2 separate regions of the Homo sapiens genome follow, and region 2 is linked to region 1. Evidence: read pairs that join two places in POLR2A ChIA-PET (ENCODE). Cell type or tissue: Panc1. All regions are shown on one strand. Each heading gives the region's core, and the rest is flanking DNA. Links, peaks and the distances in the headings are about the cores only. Region 1 overlaps SRGAP1 (SLIT-ROBO Rho GTPase activating protein 1). Region 2 overlaps PPM1H (protein phosphatase, Mg2+/Mn2+ dependent 1H).

Region 1 (5,383 bases), core at 292-5,291:
CCAAGTAGCTAGGATTACAGGCATGCACCCCCATGCCCAGCTAATTTTTTTGTATTTTTGGTAGAGACAGAGTTTTACTGTGTTGGCCAGGCTGGTCTCGAACTCCTGACCTCAAGCAATCCACCTGCCTCAGCTTCCCCAAGTGCTGGGATTACAGGTGTGAGCCACTGCATCTGGCCTCCTTGTTGTCTTTGTGAGATTGCAGTGAGGAAAACATTTATCACAGGCTTGGCACATAATAGTCAACAAATGTTAGTCATTGTTATCTCTTTAATGCTGGTTTTCTTTCTATCTACTGTATTTATTTATTTATTTTTGAGACAGGGTCTCGCTCTGTTGCTCAGGCTGGAGCACAGTGGCCCAATCTCGGCTCAGCTCACTGCAGCCTCAACCTCCCCAGGCTCAGGTGATCCTGCCACCTCAGCCTCCTGTGTAGCTGGGACTATAGGCGCCTGCCATCACGCCTGATTTTTGTATTTTTTGTAGAGACGGGTTTTGGCCATGTTGCCCAGGCTGGTTTCAAACTCCCAAACTCAAGTGATCCACCTGCTTGAGCCTTGGGCCTCCCAAAGTGCTGGGATTACAGGCATGAGCCACCTCGCCCAGCATGTTGTTCTATCTGCTGTATCTTGTTGCATTCTGATTTAGATAGGTTTTTTGAAATTCAAATACGTAATCACTAGTCTTTTTACCAGAATGAATTCCAAAGTGGACTAATCTTGAATTATCCTAAGAGAGTGCCATGTGCTTTTAGAGTGGAGTGGGTTTCATGGTGGAATTTAAAAGGGAAATAGAATAGACAATGCATACAGATTCCCAGCTCATTATAAGGTGGATTTTATATTTTGTCATTATTTTTCATGCAAGTGCAAGTAACAAAGCCTAAAAGCACATTCCTGGCCCTGGGCTGCCACGTATTTAAGAATAACTTTTGTTTTAAATTGTCTCTACCTCTGTTCAGTGATGCTGTATGGAAAATGAAAACTGTAGTTCAGTCAGTGGATTTGACTTACCTGTGGGTGAAAAAGATTCTTATGACATCAGATAAAGTCACTGCCTTAATCTCATAGTCTTGAGAAAAGTATTTTCTTTTAAAATCAATGTAGGAATGAAAATTCCACTTATGACTGCTAATTTGCTTCTGTTTCACTAGAAAGCACTTTGATATTAGAAATCATTGTCTGTGCATCTCCCACACGCTTTAGTACAGGGCCTCATTAAACATTTATTACATGAGAAGAGGAATAATTTGGAATAATAATTCCTTTATACTGCAAATAAGCATGGTGATCATTCAGAATTATCTAGGATGTCCAAACAAGTATTACCGCAAAATTTTTTTTTTTTTTGAGATGGAGTTTCACTCTTGTTGCCCAGGCTGGAGTGCAATGGCAAGATCTTGGCTCACTGCAACCTCCGTTTCCTGGGTTCAAGCAATTCTCCTGCCTCAGACTCATGAGTAGCTGGGAGTACAGGCACCCGCCACCATGCCCGGCTAATTTTTTGTATTTTTAGGAGACACGGGGTTTCACCATGTTGGCCAGGCTGGTCTCGAACTCCTGACATCAGGTGATCCACCCACCTCGGCCTCCCAAAGTGCTGGGATTACAGGTGTGAGCCACCGCACCCGGCCTATTACCACAAAATTTTAAGTTGAATTCAAATGGTTTATAATTTCTTTAGAAAGTCACTCAGCTGGAAACATTCTAAATGTCCAACAGTGGGGAATGGTTAACTAAATTCCACTGGTAAATTGTTAACTAACTGTATACATGCAATGTTATGCAGTCTTTACCACTGGTTTTTGAAGAACATTTTATGATGTGGTTAATTGTTTTTATAATAATTGAAGAAAGACTGTAAAATGGAAGGTGAAATAATAATTAAAGATAATCATAACCAGAGCTAACAGTATTGAGCACCTACAGTGAGCCAGTCACCATTGCTTTGCATGGGCACCATGAGGGATACACTGAGTTGTGTATGTGCAAAACAAGCTGCAATGCACGGGAGGAGGAATTTCTGCTTAACTTTCCTATTTAGTATAGTTAGTACTTTCTGTGTCTTTGGGCCACAGTATACCTGGCCTTTGGTAAATTTTCAGGCTAAATGTAAGAATCTGACTTTCAACTCCACCCTCCTTGAGTACAGGAGTGGGCAAGGTAAATCCAAGCAAAGCTTAGCCTCTGGATTGAACCTCTGATAATCAGATTTGTCCATGGGACAACCAAATTTCTCATTTGTTTACAACTCATTTATATACTTTGGTTTTTCCTTGCTTTGAGCTTAGTTGGCATGTGTGTTTGGGAGAGCAAGCTTGCTTCTTTGCTTGCTTGCTTTGTGAAATATACATACAAACAGGTACAGAAAATGATTATTTACAGTTTAAAGAATAGTAGCTTTGAATACTTCAGTGCTAGCCACCCAGGTTAAGAAAGAAACATTACCAGTGCCTTAGAAACCCCCATGGAATGTCCCTTTCCTAGCAAATCTCCCTTCATTCCCACTGCCACTCTTAGTATTAATAATTCCTTTGTTTTCTGTAAAGCTTTACTGTCATTTTGTAGCTTTCTTTATAGTTTTGATTAGGATGCATTCATATATCAAGAATATAGGGCCATTTGAACACTTTCTGAATTTTTAATAATATTGATGAATTGGTGTAAATTTTAAAAATTGGAATAGTAGTGTTTTGGCATGTATAACAAATCTTTATCTTTTAAAGATACATGCTGAGTAATAATGGATGAAATTAGGACATCTGGGATTTTCTTGAAAGTAATCTTGGGGAGGGAAGAAATACGTAGGGATACAGATAAAATACAAAATGAATTGATAATCCGTGGGTGCACGAGGTTAATTATATTATTCTCTTTATTTTTGCATATGCTTGAAATTTTCCCTAATAAAAAATTAATAATATGTATTCTTATGACTTCAATTTTATACTCAATATTATTATGTTAAGATTAATCTACCTTAATGTATGCAACTATAATTTCACTGCCACACTGTGTGCTTTCTCTGGTGCATAATATTCCAGTGCATAAAAAATACTACAAGCTATTGATTCATTCTATATGACATTTGAATTATTTATAGTTTTTTTGCTATCATGAATAGTAATAGTGTATAAAATGCTGTAGGTGTCTCCTGATGTATACGTACAAGAAGAGTTTCTCTAGGTGTACTTGCTGGGTCACTGGGAATGTGCATGTTCATCTTTACCAGGTAATGTCAAACCTTTCTCTTATTAGCAGGGGAGGAGAGTTCCACAGCCTGAAAAACACTTAGCATTGAGCAATGTGCTAGTTAAAGAAGAGGCTAAGCTGTTATAATAAAGAGAACCCCCCAAACAGTGACTTTAAACTAGAGAGATTTTTTTCTTTCTCGGGTAACAGACTGGAGATGTCCAATCCAGGCCAGCAGGACATCTTTGCCCCATTATTAAGTTTCCTTCCATCTTGTGGTTCTGCCATTACCTAGATAAATGAACTTGTCTACTCTTTGAAACCAGATTTTAAGTATTTCAGTGTTTCAGCTTGTAGGAAGGAAAATCAGCCTTAAGGAGCACATGTCCACGGTTTTCAAACCCAGCCCTTACTAGTACACATAATTTCCACTTACTTAACCAGTGGGAACTTAGTTACATGGCCACATCTTGCTGCAAGGGAAGCTGGGAAATATAGTCTCTCTGGATGGCCCTGTTTCTAATTATAACTTGATGGTCACAGCATGAAAGAAGAGATTTTGGTGAACAAGCAGCAGTCAACATGAAAAATGGTGTTTTTTTTTTTTTTTTTTTTTTTTTTTTTTTTGAGGGAGAGTCTCACTCTATCAGCCAGGCTAGGGTGCAGTGGCACCATCTCTATGGCTCACTGCAACCTCCACCTCCCAAGTTCAGGCAATTCTCATGCCTCAGCTTCCCAAGTAGGGACTACAGGCGTGCACCACCACACCCGGCTGATTTTTGTATTTTTTAGTAGAGACGGAGTTCCACCATGTTGCCCAGGCTGGTCTTGAACTCCTGGGCTCAAGTGATTGCCCTCCTTGGCCTTCCAAAGTGCTGGGATTACAGGCGTGAGCCACCATGCCCAGCCAGAATTATTTTCTCTTCCTTTTTATTTTTAATTTTTGTGGGTACACAGTAGGTGTGTATATCTTATTGATTTGTGAGTTTTGTTTTGTTTTAGTATGTTCGTGATGTTAGTCTCTTGCCAGTTATATCTGTTGCAAATATCTGCTCCCAGTCTGTAGCTTGTGTTTTCACTTTTAAAAAGATCCTCTAGGCTGGGCTTGGTGGCTCATGCCTGTAATCCCAGCACTTTGGGAAGCTGAGGCAGGTGGATCACCTGAGGTCAGGAATTTGAGATCAGCCTGGCCAACATGGCGAAACGCCATCTCTACTAAAAATACAAAAATTAGCTGGGCATGGTGGCAGGCGCTGGTAATCCCAGCTCCTTGGGAGGCTGAGGCAGGAGAATCATCTCAACCCAGGAGGTGGGGATGAGCCAAGATCGCACCATTGCACTCCAGCCTGGGCAACAAGAGCGAAACTCCGTCTCTAAATAAATAAATAAATAAATAAATAAATAAATAAATAAATAAAAAGATCCTCTTAATAAATAGAAGTTGTTCATTTTTAATCTGTTCACATGTATCAATTATTTATATTTGGTGTTTAAATAATCCTTCCCCACTCTAAAGTCAGGAAGATACCTGTCTGTGTCATCTTCTAAATGTTGTAAAATTTTGCTTTCGGCGTATGTTTTTAATTCATCTGAAGTTTTTTATTTTGTGTGAGCTAGGAATTTTGTTAAAGTTCTTTTCATTTAAATGACCTTTCTTGGGTTCCATGTGCTAATAGTCTTTTTGAAGAAATGATATGCTAGCTGCTTCTGTTTTGATGAAAGTTTCACATACGCAAAACTCTATTTTTGGACACTCTATTGTGTTCCGTTGGTTAATTTATTCTTGCACCAATACCAATCACACTATCTTAACTACTATAGCTTTGTAATAAGTCTTTATGTCTGGTAAGCTAAATCTTCCTTCTGTCTTCTTTTTCAGAAGTATCTTCTGATCTTGCTCCTTTCTCTTCCAAGTAAATTTTAGAATTAGTTGGCCTTCCATTGAAAACACATTGGCATTTTGATTGGAATTGCGTGAAATTATAAATCAGTTAGGGAAGAATTGGCATCTATATATTAGTTCTTCCTACCTGTGAATATGAGTATTCCTCCATTTATTTAGTTGTTTTAAAATATCTTTGTGTAAAGTTTTATGCTTTTGATATTTTTGTTTAGATTTATATCAGGATGCTATTTTTATGACTAATGTTCATGAGATCTCTTTCAAGAGTGTTTTCTACTTTCTATTATGC
Region 2 (5,383 bases), core at 304-5,303, 1.1 Mb before region 1:
AAAAAATTTGTTATAGAGATGGGGTCTCCTTATGTTGCCCAGGCTGGTCTTGAACTCCTGGGCTTAAGTGATCCTCCCATCTCGGCCTCTCAAAGTGCTAGGATTATGGGCATCAGCCACCATGCCCAGCCTCCCATCTTTAAGTCCTAAAAAATAACTGCTAGATCTAAGGCTTTCTGCTAGAGGGTAAAAACATTTTAAAAAGGAATTCATTAAAGTTGGGGGGAGTGCTTTACGTAGGCAGTAGTCTAAATTGAATGGATGATTGATTTACTGATTCATTTATTTATTTAGAGATGAGGTCTTGCTCTGTTGCCCAGGCTGGAATGCAGTGGCATGATTCTGGCTCACCGCACCCTCGAATTCCTGGACTCAACTGATCCTACCACCTATGCCTCCCCAAATGCTGGGATTATAGGTATGAGCCACTGTGCTTGGCCTAAACTGGTTTTCAATTTCTTAGGTTCTTCTGACAAAGATGTAAAGGGCTTTTCTTCAACTTAAGTCCTATTTTCAAATCAAAAGTTGGAACAGGTAGGAAATGCACAAAGATGCACATAAATCTGCTTGTAGCCAAGGTTGTGAGCCAACAGCCGTTTGGGGAATTAGGCTGAAAACAAATCAGCAAATCACATCTGACTAAAGCCATTCTCAGTTGTGGCTCCTTCATTATTCATTACCTTCTGTGAAGTTCTATACAATTAAAAATAGCCCATTTGTGGACTGTTTATCTGCTTAGGACCATGCTAATGCAGAGAGAGAGAGAGAGAGAGAGAGAAAGAGAAGGAAAATGAGAAAGAGAACAAGAGCAAGTGTGCACGCAAGAGTGAAAGAAAGTAACTGTGTGCATATAAAGTTGGATATAATCTAGTCCCTGAACTTAGCTACATTTTTTTTTTAATTATAAAACCAGGACAATCTTTAGCCATTTTCTAAATATTAAAATGTACAAGCCACTAAAAACAAAAACAAAAAACAAAAACAAACAAAACACAAAAGCAGAGCTTCCAGGGTTTGGAGAAAGAAACATAAAAAAACTAACCTCATCACACATTCTACTTACAAAGAGAGGTTTGAGTGGAACCTTTACAGCCTTTGAAAGCATCTGGCCCATTAAAGTGACGATGCCTATTATCTCATTAGGAGTGCTTTTCAAAGTTAGTAACAATGAGCTGTTCTTCTCCCCCTTTGAATCAATACTAAGCATCTGCAACAAAGATACTTTTCCTTATTACAAAATCCTAGGCAGATATTTATCATTTGTTTTGACTACTTTAGATCTAATTTGCCTTTCTGGCATAGAAAGAACATAGGTACAGCCTTGCCTCAAGCTCAATCTGCTTTAAATGTGCACATCAACTGTCTGCAACATTGATCTCCCCACTTCTGTCAATTATACCTCCTTTATTCCTTTCAGCCAATACATAATTGCTGCCTGTTTACTATGTGTCAGGCACAGGACTAGGCACTGGTGTCCCCCTCAAGGAGCCTACAGACTTGTTAAAGAGACATATTTAAATAGGCAACTGGTGCTGTCAATGACTTAACCTCTTACCTTTATCCCTTGGCCTAAATCATTTAGTTTCTTATTCATTTTCGTTCCATGTTTTCTGCTTCTATCCCTCTATTTAGGCCTCGAGACCTCACATAAATGTTGTTATGATAGTTTTTCTCTGAGTACCTGAATCTGCTTTCTCTCCTAGTCAATCTCATTCCAACTTCTCTTAGAATGGCCCTCCAAAAACATCACTTTCATTTATTTCTCTTTCTCAGGAATATATAAGAGCACCCCATAGCCTCCCAGTAAATCTAAACTTGTCTGGCATCCCGTTTTCCCTATCATGTTCCCTCAGTACCAGCCCCATCTGTCTCCCATAGTCTCTCCTCTTCTATTTGGTCATGTTCCTTGCTGTCTTTTAGATCTACTCTTTTTATGTGTTTACAACCATGTGGGTTCCTAACGTTCCATCTTTCCAAACTCTACAGTTCCCAGACTAAACCCCATGATGCTTTGCTGAATTACACTAGCTCTCACATTAAACTTTTCCTGTACAAGTGCTGATTTTGCTAACTAAATAAAAATGGATTCACAAGAAAACCCAGTCAGGGTTGGTATGATGACCCTGGGGCATCAAAACTCCAGAACTCAGAGCTGCAAAGGTGAACCCTTTCTGATAAATCCATTCATATTTTAGAGCAGGGGTAAATTCTTAGGCTTGAGAACCAGTCTGTGATGCAACTACTTAATTGCCCTGTTGCAGTGTGAAGGCAGTCACAGATCAAACAAACAAATGGGTGTAGCTATATTTTTAAAAATTATTTCTGGAAGTAGATGGGGTAGGCAGAATTTGACTCTTAGGTCATAGTTTGCTAACCTTGTTGTAGAGGAAGAAGAGTGGATACAGGTGAGAAACTTCTCTTGGTTGGCAAAGGACAACCAGAAGCCCCTTGGCCTCTTATCTTCTCTGGGTAGCTCAACTTGTTCCCTGAAGACAGTATGTACCCTGGCAGTAGATCCCTGGCCAAGTCATCACCATGGGAATTTGGGCTGTGACCATCTGCTATTGCTATTTTGGTCAATGGGGAAGAGATAAGAAAATCTACTTAATCTACTTCTTTGACTCTTTTGGAGATATGGGGAAGAAAGGGTCCATGGTCTCATTCTCATATGGTCTCCAGACTGGCAGGAGGCTCGCTCGTTAGGACCCCAGGGCACAAGAGCAAATCTTCACCCACACAGTGCCAGGCACTGCGCTCTCATTTAATCCTTACATTAACCCTATAGTGTATAAGTACTTATCATATCTATCAGTCAGATAAAAGAAATAGCTGAGGTCTTAGTCAACATTAGCCACTGCTCCATCCTAGAAATGTTCTTGATGCTTACACAGTTGTGTTTTCGGAATACGACAACCCCCCTGACAAGAGTTCTTATTTCAATTTGAATGTGATATTAATGAGAATAGCTCATTAACTTTAGCCTTGATAATGAATCTTCAAAGGATATATCTTTTTATCACTTTATCCATGGAAAAATGGGCTCTAGAGGTTAAGCAATTTAACCAACTTTGCTCATTTAGAAGAATCAGAGTCAGGATTCAAACCCAAGTCAGTCTGGCTCAATAAACCTTTGGCCATTCTACCTCTTTAATAACCCTGACCTAAACACATAAAGCTTCATGTGTTTTTAAAGCCCTCAAATATTTGCTACATGTGAAGTGAGAAATCAGGTCAGTTTCCTGGGGTCCAATATCCCCAAGGAGGGCCTCGAAGAAGCAGAGAGGCAAACCAAGGCTCGTGATTTGGTCCTAAGCAAACATAGCAGAGGCAGGTGTACCCCCTTGTCTTTTACCACAAACCCTGGTCTCTGGCTGTGCTTCCTGATCCAAACTGTGTAACTGGCTGTTTATGGTGGTGATGCTTCCTTCACACACACTGTGTGGTTCCGAGGCAGAGGAAGGCATGTTCTTACCAGCCTGTCATATTAAAGTCCCTGTAGAGCATCTTCTTTCCAAGCTCCTTTCTCTGTACTCTCCTTGGAAACTCCAAATGTGTGAACTCATTTCCCAGCAAGTGAGGCTGCATGAATGCCTAATAGCAAAAAGAAAAAGAAAAAACACACACATACACGTATTTAGAGAAACAAAATAAGAATCAAGGATGTTTTGCAAATTGAGACAGGCCATATTTTAAAAACAAGAAAATTGCCTCATATTTTAAGTAAATAGATTTCAGAGTTTAAACACTAATAGAAGACGAGCACATAAAAATGAATTTACAAAGGAATGTAACTTTTTCATTTGATCTGATACATTAATTGTAACCAAATGCATAGCTGAAGGGATCAGGAAAAAAGACTGAGCTTCTCTCTAAAGAATGGCTTTTTAGTTTTCCAAATGGTATACTGGTGAGATACGGGGTGAGAAAGCTCCCTGACGTGGTCTTTTCCACACTCATCTCACTTACATCCTTGGTTATCACGGCCTTGCCTTTGAAACCTGTGTGTGAGCTTCCATGTAAACACAATGGCTTGAGTGCTGGTTGGGGCTGGATGCAGCAGACAGGAACTTTCTGTTGGACTCCCTCCAGTTTGCTCTGCAGTCATTTGATCGTGTCATTCGAAGACTATTCTGGAGCAGATGGCTTCTCCCCCTCCCCCAAATCTCTGTTCACACTACAAAAGTCTTGAGCAAACAGCCACTTAGGGAATTGCTTTGAAACAACAGTCTCATTGTCACATTCAAAATTCAAATCTAGCAATCCGAGAGACGCAATGCTCACGTACTAACTTCTCTACTCAGAGGCCACATGCTGCAAGCAGGCCTGCACTAGAACTTCCCCACATGAAGCTGTCTACCTGCTTCTGAGCAGCATGGTGGAATGGATCTTCTTTCTTTTCTGGCAGGGAAAAGAGTGGGCAGAGCAAATCACAGCCTGGCAGTGTAGGAAAGCAAGGGATCTCTGCCACCAGGCAGATGGTCAGGTCCTCAGTGTATGGGTCATAGGCATCTCTTACAGCTACTTTGCTAGGACCCAATGCCGGCGGATCTCTCACTGATTCTCATGAAGGTCTGGAGGTATTAGTTAGATGGTAGTCATCCAATGCTAAGTTTTTCAGGAACCAAAGGAAGGAAGCTAAGTTGTCACCAGGCTGGTCATATTTGCCCAGATATGGAACTCTGAGCAAGTAATTCTGGGCAGGCTTGGGGACAGGACAGGATGGGATGAGACAGGGTGACTGAGGGTGAGCAGGAGAACTGTGCTTCCCATTTGCTGTAGCCTCAACAGTTTCTAGGTCTGGTGGGAATTCTGGATCACTTTGAGGGGCTCTGAAAATTCTGCTGGGAGTAAGGCTTGGGGTGCTGATGGGTATCAAGGAAGCTTAAATACGAGGTTTTACAGAGAGGTTCTCCTGGGAAGGAATGAAGGGAACTAACACTTAATAGGTCAGGTCAACAGTGGTGCTTTGGGTGAGAAGAATTTGGGTGTGAATCCAAGCTCTGCTTTCATAAGCAATGTGGTTTTAGCAGGTTATTTAATTTCTTGGGCCTCAGTTTATCTGTAAATGAGATTAATTATATATCCCACACTGCTGTTTTCATAATGTAATGTCTATTAATATACTTAGTTGTTTCTGCTTACAAAAAATTATTATAGTCACCTAGTGATTATTGAATCCTATTATATCCTGAGTACTACACTCAGTGCTTTGAGAGTTCTAATTTCACCCTCTTAACAATCTTCTGGACAACACTGGCTACATCATTTGTGGGGCCCGGTGAAAAACAGAAACAGGGAGCCTGTGTTCAAAATCAAGAATTTCAAGACAGGGACAGCAGAGCATTAAACTAAGCAGAGCACTAAACTAAGCACGGCACCCTCC

The links. Peaks named below come from ENCODE experiments on the same cell type or tissue, not always from the same donor. Only the 100,000 strongest peaks of a DNase experiment are listed, where the experiment ranks them.
Region 2: POLR2A ChIA-PET joins it to region 1 with 12 read pairs; 1 of 35 experiments calls an interaction of 5 or more read pairs at or near these places.

What each region holds. Positions count from the first base shown.
Region 1 is chr12:63,851,688-63,857,070 of GRCh38, forward strand. The region is part of intron 1 of SRGAP1 (SLIT-ROBO Rho GTPase activating protein 1); the gene reads left to right. Among named protein-coding and RNA genes, the nearest start is that of SRGAP1, 9.7 kb to the left of the region's middle. In Panc1, for the core only: no CTCF peak of the experiment used is centred there; no DNase peak of the experiment used is centred there; H3K27ac peaks cover 2,118 bases.
Region 2 is chr12:62,716,699-62,722,081 of GRCh38, forward strand. It overlaps PPM1H (protein phosphatase, Mg2+/Mn2+ dependent 1H), which reads right to left. Exons shown (of 10, transcript NM_020700.2): 6 at 3,473-3,591. Among named protein-coding and RNA genes, the nearest start is that of MIRLET7I, 120 kb to the left of the region's middle. RefSeq lists an enhancer at 870-1,382. In Panc1, for the core only: no CTCF peak of the experiment used is centred there; no DNase peak of the experiment used is centred there; H3K27ac peaks cover 5,000 bases.